Linked DNA regions of Homo sapiens: region 1 is linked to region 2. Evidence: chromatin loops called from intact Hi-C (ENCODE). Cell type or tissue: heart left ventricle. All regions are shown on one strand. Links, peaks and the distances in the headings refer to the core of each region. The heading gives the core; the rest is flanking DNA.

Region 1 (5,384 bases), core at 61-5,060, 88 kb after region 2:
GAAATATACACTAAGCCCAGGCAGAGTTACTTCTCATGGTTCTGTTGCAAGCTTTTGTGGAGAGCAAGACTGTATGAGAAAGAGAAGAGAGGAGCAGGTGAAGGGCTTAACACTGATCTAAAATCACTGCCAGAAGGAGAAAATCCATCTCATATATGAATATACTGAAAACAAATCTTGGTATGTCAATGTACAACCACAGAAAAGGGACATAAAAGTGTGTGTGATTCTCCCTCATTGCTTCTGGAAGAAAAGAAAGTGACATCCTCTGAGTGATAAAGGGAATAAGAAGCAATGATGGGAAAACCTGGGGTTCTGCAAGACAAAAGAAAAACACGCAAACAAACAAAAATGAAGGACACACAACCTCTTCCTTACCACACACAAAACCTTATATTAAAAAAAATAAATAAACAAAACAAAGGCAAACATCCAAGATAATCAAAATGAGATAAAGAAGTAAAAACAATCAGAGAGAAAGACTTTGTAACACTGACAGAAGAGGGTACTACTAAACCACACTAAAGCCATAAAATGAATAGAAGACATCAACCTAAATGTATACGAAGCTACTTTAAGAAAAAAATAGAAAAGAATTCAAGAATTTCATCTGATGAAAACCTCCTCACCAAAAACAAAACATGTGAAGCGTAAGAAAAATGTAGCAGCATTCTAAACTGAACTAAATATTCTCAAATAAGCATCTGGAGATATTTTAAAAACCACCATGAAAATCAGAAAATCAAAAACTAAACAGCACAAATGGACAAAAGGTGGAAGAATATAAAAGATAACTGATTGTATGCTTTAAAGAGATAAAAGAAAAAGACAAAACCATCTGAGAAATGAAGACTAAATTATAAGAGGCCCAAGAAAGAATATTCTCAAATGATAATTTAATAAGAGTTACTCAAGAAAGTCAGGCAAAAAACCAAGGGAATTAAAATGAGATAAAGAGGTGAAAATAATGAGAGAGAGGCTGAGAGAGAAGATAGGCAAAGAAGATTCAACATACACATAATCAGAGCTGATGAAGAAGAAAAAAAAAACAGTGGGAAACAAAGCAATATCAGTGTTTAAAACCATAATCCAAGAAAAGTCTTTGGAAATAAAGAAAGACCTGAATCTATATATTCAAAGACCCATAGAATACCTAAGGAAATTGTCTTGGAATAATTAACTCTGAAGCATGTCCTAGTAAAAATATTAGACTTTAGGATAAAGGGAAAAATAATCAGGAACCTCAAAAAAAAAAAACAACCAAATAACCTATAAGAAAAATAGAATTAAACTAATATTATAATTCCAAAAGTCAAATACGTAGAAACAGAGAGCAGAATGGTGGTTACCATGGGTGGAGAAGTGGGGGAAATGGGAGACGGCAAAATTAAGACCGAACATATCAGTCATATTAATATATGTGAATGAGTTTAACTAACCAACTAAAAGAAAAAGATGGTTAAGTTAGCTTATAAGGCAATTTATACTGCATACAAGAATCACACCTAAGAGAAGCAGAAGGCTAAAATAGAATGGTCAAAGGTGCATCAGGCAAAAGAATTAAAGCAGGGGTTGTAAGCCTAATATCAAGCAAAGTACAATTCTAGCTAAAAAATGTTAAAAGTGACAAAAAAGTAATCTTTAAAGGCTAAAAACCACAATGTGCAATGGAGATACTAGTTATGAATATCTATGCACCAAATAAGACAGCAACCATCTTTATAGAACAGAAACTACAGGAAGTGCAAGGAAAAACAGAAACACACTAATAATAGAAAACTTTAAACACATCTCTCAGAATAAAACAGATTGAGTGGGTGAAAAGTAAGAATGTAAAGGACATAGACAACATAATCAATCAGATATATCTCATGAATATATAAATAAAACATGACATCCTAATATCCTTTCTTCTCAAGTGCACATGGGACATTCATAACAACTGACCAACTATTAGGTCACAAAGAAAGCTTCAGTCAATTCCATGAAGTAGAAATATTACATACAATGCAATAAAATTAGAAATGAATAACACAATGAAAAAAAAGGGCCTTCCACCTAGAAACAAATCCTTCTATTAAAAATTTTCTATGTAAAAGGGGAAATCAATACCAAAATTACAGAATTTCTAATAAATAATAAACATTTATTATTAGACTCTATAGGATACAATTAAAGCAGTGATCAGAGGAAATTTCATAGTCTTAAGCACTTATAGCAATAAAACTCAATAGAAATGAAAGAATGAAAATAAATGAATTAAATTCCTACTCAAAAGCTAGAAAATGAACAAAAATGTAAACCAAAAGAAATCACAAGGAAGGAAATAATAAAGGTGAAAACAGTGATTAATGATGCAGAGAACTGAAAACATTAGATCAACAATGCTTTCAGTTTTGAAAAAAAAAATAGCAATCATATATATATATATATATTTAAAACAAACCTCTAGCTAATCTAATTAAGAGACAGGGAGAAAGTCCATGTTGAATCTGAGCCCCATGACTAGGGAGAGTGGATGACATACTTACGCACACAGAAAGGGGTCTTGCCCGACCAGTGATGATCCTGCTGGCAGATGCGCACAGACATGCCGATCAGGCGGAAGCCAGCATTGCATTGGTACACCACACTGCCCCGGTAGCTGTAGTTCTCCCCATTGATGTGTCCGTTGACAATGGGCTCAGGAGTCCCACAGTGTCCAGCTTTGGTGAGGGATGGGGAAGAGAGTACATCGAAGAGGAGCTTATAGAAAATGGAGTGGAGCTTGGTCTGAGTGGCTAGAGACAGGGATGGTGGGGAAAAGGACCAACTATCCCACAACTCATTACTTTTCCCACCTCTCCCTGAGAGTAGCAATCTAGGAGTGACTTCAGGAACCCTCAGCATGACAAAAATAGTGTTGAGGACTTGGCACCCCAAATCCCAAGGTTGTACCCCAAATGGCCACTCACTTCTGAGCTTCAGTTTCTGTGTCTCTACACAGATGTGTGCAAAATGATCAGTTACCTCACTGTCCCCAGGATCATCCCCCACTTTTTCTTACCAACCAGATACAAAAAAGCCTTCTATAAAAAAACAAACAAACAAACAAGAAACGCCCCCAAAAACTCAAACTCAGGAGCATCTTTTTTTTTTTTTTTTGAGACAAGATCTTGCTCTGTCTGCCAGGCTGGACTGCAGTGGCACGATCTTGGCTCACTGCAATGTCCACCTCCTAGGTTCAAGGGATTCTCCTGCCTTAGCCTCCCAAGTAGCTGGGACTACAGGCATCCACCACCATACCCAGCTAATTTTTGTATTTTTAGTAGAGATGGATTTCACCATGTTGGCCAGGCTGGTCTCGAACTCCTGGCCTCAAATGATCCACCCGCCTTTGCTTCCCAAAGTGCTGGGATTACAGGCGTGAGCCACCACACCTAGCCTGGGCATCTTGTTTTTCACCGAGCATCTGCTGCATGGAGGGCACCATTGTCTACATTAAGGCAGTCAAAACCTGGCTGTGTTGAAACAACTATGTAAAAACAGATGGTTTGGCTAAATTCATCTTTCCTTCCTTCTCCTTGAGTAGCACCTAGGTGAATTCTTTTTATTATATGGGATTTGGGTAGAATATATTCCTGGCATTTCTACCAGCTTCCTTTGGCTCTCTGTGGAAATAACCTGTGACTGTGTCCTTAATGGGCCTGAGACAGTGGCAAGACAGCACTGTTCACCCCAGGACAGACCATTCAATCTATCCTATTAGGTTTATGTGGCTGGGGCCCTCTTTTAGACTCCAGGGGTCCAAGAAAGGTGTGAGAGGAGACAGAACCATAGAACCAGGGAGTGGATTAGCCATGGAGGAAATGATAACTTTGTCCTTTGGAAGCCAGGTTGTTTTATGTTTCTGTAATTTGCTTAGTATATATGTATAGATCTATATGTTGTGTGTAAAATTTGCTAATAGATAATATAAAAGGTATTTTAGGTGTGTTACAGGAATGCGTCTGCAAATTTGCCAAAAATGGAGACTGGGGCTTCACTCATTATACAAAGGCCAATAGGAAGGGATTGTCTTTCTAACCAGAATGAGAACCCCTCAAAAGCTTGTCTCTTTAGATCTGAGGTTCTTCTCCTTCTTTTGGGTGGCCCAGGAGAAGCTGTTCCAGGGTTTTAGTCATGCCTGATGGCCAATAGTTGGTGTTTGGATTAAGCATTTTATGTCAATAGGTGAAATGATACTGTTTAAAGACTGGATCTCAGCTTTGGAAAGATCTAATCTATCTCAAGGAGAAAAACTGGGCAGGATAGGCCTGCAGAGGTCACTTACCAAGGCAGCGGACTTCAGAGCCACTCCAGAGCCCATTGGCCATGCACTCACGCACCCTGGAGCCCACCAGTGTGTATCCGGAATTGCAGGAGAAGATGGCTGTTGCCCCGTAGACAGACAGTGTTCCGATGCGGTGGCCATTGGGGGGAATCGGGAGCTCTCCACAGGAGATGACTAAAATGATCACAAGATGCTCAGTAAGCCAGCCCCAAGAGGAGGGACATGGCTGCTTCTGCTTAGCAAGAACTGTGACAAAAATAAGACCTGTTTAACCTTACTCTGCTGGAATTCCTGACCAGAATATGGGTTGTGTTGCTGACTTGTGTGATGTGGCACCTCAACTGGAGGTGTCTCCAGAAGCCCCTGAAGGTTATTTAAAATGCCCGGCTCCACTGCAGGTGCCTGACTCACCAGCTTTGCAGATAGCGCCCTGGCCTGTGTATTTTTTTAATCCTCCTCAGGTGGCTGAGATGTGCACTGTGGTTAGGAAGAGATGGCGATTCTGTGGTATGCTCCTGAGTGCCCTGGGCAGACACTGCTAATCAATTTCCTTGCCCTTCTTTTCTGAGCCCAGCAGCCTCACACTCTTTGTCAACAGAGCACTGCTGAGAGCCTCTGGCTGATGTATGAGGTGAGGCCTAATCGCCAAGGCTGCACTGAAATGTGAGTGGCTGCATTGTAGTGAGGCTGCCAAACGCTTGGGACTACTCTGCCACATATGTGGTTACATCCCACTGTGCAGTCTGCACCACAGTGTGCAAAGACAACAGTGTCATGAATCACGGACATTGGCTTTTTTTTTTTTTTTTTTTGAGACGGAGTCTTGCACAGTCGTCCAGGCTGGAGTGCAGTGGCACAGTCTTGGCTCCCTGCAACCTCTGCCTCCTAGGTTCAAACAATTCTTTTGCCTCAGCCTCCCAAGTAGCTGGGATTACAGGTGGGCACCACCATGCTGGCTAATTTTTTTTTTTTTTTTTTTTAGTAGAGACAGGGTTTCACCATGTCGGCCAGGCTGGTCTCGAACTCCTGACCTCAAGTGATCCACCCACTTCAGCCTCTCAAATGCTGGGAT
Region 2 (5,384 bases), core at 81-5,080:
AAACAGGGTATAGCTGGTACTCTATAAATGATTGATGAATTGCTCCTTGTGTGAGAGGGTGACAGAAATGTGTTTGAACTCATGCATCAATAAGGTTGTGGTTCAAAAAGAAATTTCATGAAAGGCGAATTCTTTAGGTTCAAAAAGAAATTTCATGAAAGGCAAAATCTTTCTACATATGTGATCTCTCTGAGTGCTTATAGCAGTAATGTAGGTAGACAGAAATAGTTTAGTTTAATATAAATTATGGAATATCTGTATCCCATTAGGCTTTTGATACGCCAGGTTTATCATTTTAATACATGGTAATAAAACTTTTTAATGGCCCTGCTATTTATCAGATACTGGGTTGAGCACTGTGGATACAGAAATTAGTAACATACAATACTGATTCTAGTAATATAGTATAATGTGGGTGTCAGATATAGTAACAGGTAACTACAATAGTGTAGGATAATACCTATATTAGAGGTATGTACCAATTGCTTTGGTGATATAGGATCAGGGAGGCAATTCTTGGAGGGCAGGACATGAAAAGGGCATGTCAAGGAACTCCTATCAAAGGAGGTGACATTTGAGCTGGTGGTTGAAGGATGAGTAGGAAGCTGCCAGGTAGCCATGAGTTGTGCTTTAAGCCTCTTCCTAAGCATATGGAGGCCTTTAGGGCAAGACTTTAATTTTTATTACCCTTGTCTTGTTTCTCTTCAGTCCAGTCAGATTGCCCAAAATGAAAAATACCACCATCTCTCCATTCTCAATTCAGTTGTGTCATTCCCACTTGGAAGCAGCTAATGATCTCCTTTGAGTGGGCATTTTTTATGTCACCCAGACTTGTTGGGATGACACAGAGAGCTCATTTTTTCAAATAACCCAGCATGGGTGCCATCAGAGAGGCTGTAATCTCCTCTGGGACACACATAGATACGCACATCCTTCTCATACAATGTCTCATACAGTGTAGAAAGTGGTAAGTGTCACAGAGACATGGAAATAAAAGAGAAAGGAATTCCTTTTGGCATGAGCGCGAAGGTCATTTATTTTTTATCTAGTGTGCACAGAAAGGGATTAATTGCAATCCTTGCTTAATGACACACCATCATCATTAGTCAATCATTCGTGACTTTATTATTTATTGAGTACTTCCTATATGTGCTGAGCACTGTGCTAGGTCTCTTGGGAAGCTAATGATCTAGTGGGTAAGAAAATTACAGTAAAGCATGATCTGGGCTATGGTAGAGAAAATGTAAGATGCTATGGGAGCTTGTGGTCGAGGACTGAATCTTGTTTCAGGGTGCAGGGAAGGCCTTACGGAAAAAGAGCAATTTAAGCTGAGACCTTGCTAGCTGAAGGAAGGGAGGAGACCATTCCCAAAGGAGACCTTCCCAAAGAGGGGAAGGTTCAGAGGGCAGCGTGGTGTAAGATCTGGAAGCTGTGCTTCTGGAGCACCATGACTAGTGGAGCATGGTAAAGAGACGAGTTGGAGACTTGGGTAAGGCTTGTGCTTTGTCCTGAGGGAAATGGTAGATCACTGGAGGGTGTTTAGCAGGGAGGTGGTGTAGTCAGGCTTTGATCTAGTTTGGTTGTTGTGCAAACAATAGAGCAGAGGTTGGGGTGAGGTGAGTGGAGGCAGGGACGTGTTAGGAGACTGATCAGGTGGAAGACATGATGATTCTCTGCACTGAAGTGGTAGCATTGGAGATGGAGATGCCAAGTGGACACAGCGTGGTGATGAATTGGATTTGGGGATCTTAGAGAATGATGATGACCAGGTTTCTGGTGTGGAGAACTTGATGGCAGTGCCTTCACTGAAGGGGGAGCTTCAGAAGGCAGACATGATTGCAGGAGAAAATAACAAATCCAGTTTTTGACTCATTGAGTTTGAGGTGCCTAAGGGACAGTCAAGTAGAAGTGTCATGAAGGGGTTTGGATTTTGGGGTCTGGAGGTCTGGAAACAGGTCCTTGCTGGAGTTTTAGGAGTCATGTATAGGGATGATGAATAATGCCAAATAGGTGGGATGACCAGGGGATAGCATAGAGTTGTTGGATTTTGCAAGGAGAACATCCTTAGAGGAATGCCAGCCAAGCTTTAAGATTAGGGAAGAAAGGCCTTAGGAAGGGGGTGACATTTGGAACCCAACTTGAGGGAAGGTTGGACTTTGGACATGTGTAGAAGGGAGGAAGTCTACACTGGACCAGATCATGGAGGTGTGGGATGCCAGGCTAAGGTGTTCAGGCATGACCTAGAGGATTGAATACAGTGCTGTCTTCCTCCAAAGTGTGAGGCTCAAATGAGATATTAATTGACATTTTGTGAGCACTCACTGTGTCAGACACTGGTCTAAGCTTTTTATATATAGATCCCTCATCTAATCAACCCAGCAGTCAAGTAAGGTAGGTGCTACTGGCTTTGGTGCCAGATTGTGGCCTTACTTCCTGCCTATGGGAAAGGGGCATCTCTTAGCACCTCTGCCCCCATGCAAAGGTGGCGGAAGATATGGGGGAAGGGGGAGAATGAAGCTTCTGCATCCTTTTGCTCACACTCTATCCTTTGTCTTTCTGCCTTAGAGCCTTGGGGAGCAGTCCCTTTTCTAGGAGCCTCTTGAAGGACTCACCGTAGATGCAGGAAGACATTGGATGAGGTCAGCATAGCTGAAGTGAGGTGTCTGGGTTAGACAATGGCTATGGCCCTGGAATTGCAAGCCCAGGCATCTCCGCAGCCAGAGCCTGAAGAACTCCTGATTGTGAAACTGGAAGAGGACTCTTGGGGATCAGAATCCAAACTCTGGGAGAAGGACCGTGGCTCTGTCTCTGGCCCAGAGGCCTCCCGCCAGCGCTTCAGGCAATTCCAATACAGGGATGCAGCTGGACCCCACGAGGCCTTCAGCCAGCTCTGGGCTCTCTGCTGTCGTTGGCTGAGGCCGGAGATCCGTCTCAAAGAGCAGATCCTGGAGCTGCTCGTGCTGGAGCAGTTCCTGACTATCTTGCCTAGGGAGGTCCAGACCTGGGTGCAGGCACGCCACCCTGAGAGTGGTGAGGAGGCTGTGGCCTTGGTGGAGGATTGGCACCGAGAGACCAGGACTGCAGGACAGTCGGTGAGACAAACAGTCTTCTCCTGCAGAGGAGTGGGTCAGGCAAGGCAGCAGGGTTGTGACTACGTTAATAATTGCCAAATTCACAATAAAAATAACAATAGTTATTGAGAACTGACACTTATTGACCACTACTGTATACCAGGAAGTGTTCTAAGTGCTTTACATGTATTAACCCACTTAGTCCTGTCAACAATTTAATGAGATAGGTGCTATTATCCTAATTTTACCAGTGAGAAAACAGAGACAGAGAAAAGATAGGTAAGTTGCCCAGGGTCTCAACAGCTGCTAGATGGTAGAGTCAGGATTTGAACTCAGGCATTCTAACTCTAAAGCTGGTATGCCTAACCACTACTCCAAACTGCCTCCCACTACCGTATTCACAATATGATTAACTCGTGTTTTATACTTAACAAAATCTTTCTGCATATGTGATGTCTCTGAGTGCTTATAGCAGTAATGTAGGTAGACAGAAATAGTACTGTTGTCCCCATTTTATAGATTAAACTAAGAGCCAAAAAGTTGGCCGGGAGTGGTGGCTCACGCCTGTAATCCTAGCACTTTGGGAGGTTGAGGCAGGTGGATTGCTTGAGCTCAGGAGTTCAAGACCAGCCTGGGCAACATGGTGAAACCCTGTCTCTACAAAAAATACAAACGAAACAAAACAAAATGCCAAGTGGCCCACAAAGGTCATCAGTGAATAGACCAGAGCCTAAAGCCAAATCCTTAGGTTCCAAGGTCATTGTTCTTTCTACTGCATGTCAGATGCCTCCTCTGCAAACCATGGGAATTAAAATACCTTTGAGCCATGAGGCTCAAATGAGATATTAGTTGACATTTTGTGAGCACTCACTGTGTGTCAGATACTGGTCTAAGCTTATATATATAGCCCTCATCTAATCAACCCAGCAATCCAATAAGGTAGGTGCTATTATCATTGCCATTTGCCAAATGGGTAAACAGAGATGGAGAGGTAAGTAACTTATCTAACTTTATATAACTACGTGATAGAGCTGAGGTAAGGGAAATGAAAGTATGGATTTAACATTCGCAGTTTCAACAATTTGCAAGTGACCGCTGAAAGCCCATGATATAATGCATAATTTTGCTATGACACACATTTTGAATCCTGCTTCAAAGCTGGTATATGTAGAACAGATCCTTTAGCTGGATCCAGAACCTTCCTCTAAACATGACTTTTTCTCTACTTGTTATAGTTAGTAATTCTTGTGATATTTTACTTACCCCCATTTTGCTGGGGGAAATTACAGGTTTGGGAACATATCCCTTGCAAATGGCAGGGGTTTTCTGTACATTTAAACTGTAAAGTTCTATACAGTGTGAGGTTGGGGGAGCAAAGGTTTTAGACCGGTGACTTTGCTCTTTGGATTCCTTTACAAACTGATTGAAGATACAGGGAGACTAATATATAAAGTTACAGAACTAAGTATGAGAGAGTGTGCCTTATTTTAATGTACCTCCCCACCCCCCTATATTATTTCTTTTAAAGAAACCAGCTGTTTGTCTTAAGTGGCAGTGAAGAAACAAATGGAAGTTTTAGGGCTTCAGAGTTGGGACATAAAGAACTTGAGACCCAGAGATGAAAACGGATTTAAATCAAGGTCTTTATGATTCTTCATCTGTAAAATGAGAGGGTTGGATTAGACCAAAGGTTCTCAAATTATGCCCCTGTGAGCTGACCAAAAGTTGAACTGCTTCTAAAATTGAGAAAAAAATAAGGTAATGGAATCTTGTCTATTATGTATTTTTGTTTTTACTGTGACTTTTTTTATTTTTAAACTTTCCTACCTGCTCCTGAGTGGTCACAAATTTCAAAACAAATGGACAAGTAGCAGAGGAGCTTGTTTTTTTCAGGTGCAAATGTAGCTTGTGATCTTACATTGCAAGATATATAACTTAGTTGCATTCTCTGCAAGTAAAATTTTTCAAGTCTTAATAATGGGATGAAATATAGTTATAATATTCCTCAAAGTGAACCTGAAAAAGGTTGGTGCCTACAGGACTAAATGGCCCCTAAGGTAATTTCCTAAAAGGGATCTTTCAGCTCTGCTATTTTGTGATTGTTACTTGTTTCTTCTGTCATCACCATCTTGTTGAATCCCCCTCTCTGTCAGATGCCCCCTCTCCATCAGGTGCACAGGGATTTTTAAAAAACAGGCTTTATTTTTTAGAGCAATTTTAGGCTCAAACTCACAGCAAAATTGAGCAGAAGGTACAGAGAGTTCCCATCCCTCCCCGACAAGCCTCCCTAACTATCAACATCCCTGCACCAGA

The links. A loop is a pair of places that touch in the nucleus more often than their neighbours do. Peaks named below come from ENCODE experiments on the same cell type or tissue, not always from the same donor. Only the 100,000 strongest peaks of a DNase experiment are listed, where the experiment ranks them.
Region 1: a loop joins it to region 2, with 2.6 times the contacts of the local background. A loop is called at or near these places in 12 of 110 quality-filtered maps.

The regions. Positions count from the first base shown.
Region 1 is chr1:33,565,062-33,570,445 of GRCh38, forward strand. It overlaps CSMD2 (CUB and Sushi multiple domains 2), which reads right to left. Exons shown (of 71, transcript NM_001281956.2): 52 at 4,313-4,486; 53 at 2,532-2,780. Among named protein-coding and RNA genes, the nearest start is that of ZSCAN20, 95 kb to the left of the region's middle. In heart left ventricle, for the core only: no CTCF peak of the experiment used is centred there; no DNase peak of the experiment used is centred there.
Region 2 is chr1:33,476,614-33,481,997 of GRCh38, forward strand. It overlaps ZSCAN20 (zinc finger and SCAN domain containing 20), which reads left to right. Exons shown (of 8, transcript NM_001377376.1): 2 at 2,566-3,092. The coding sequence starts at 2,676. Among named protein-coding and RNA genes, the nearest start is that of ZSCAN20, 6.7 kb to the left of the region's middle. In heart left ventricle, for the core only: no CTCF peak of the experiment used is centred there; a DNase peak (open chromatin) is centred at 2,871.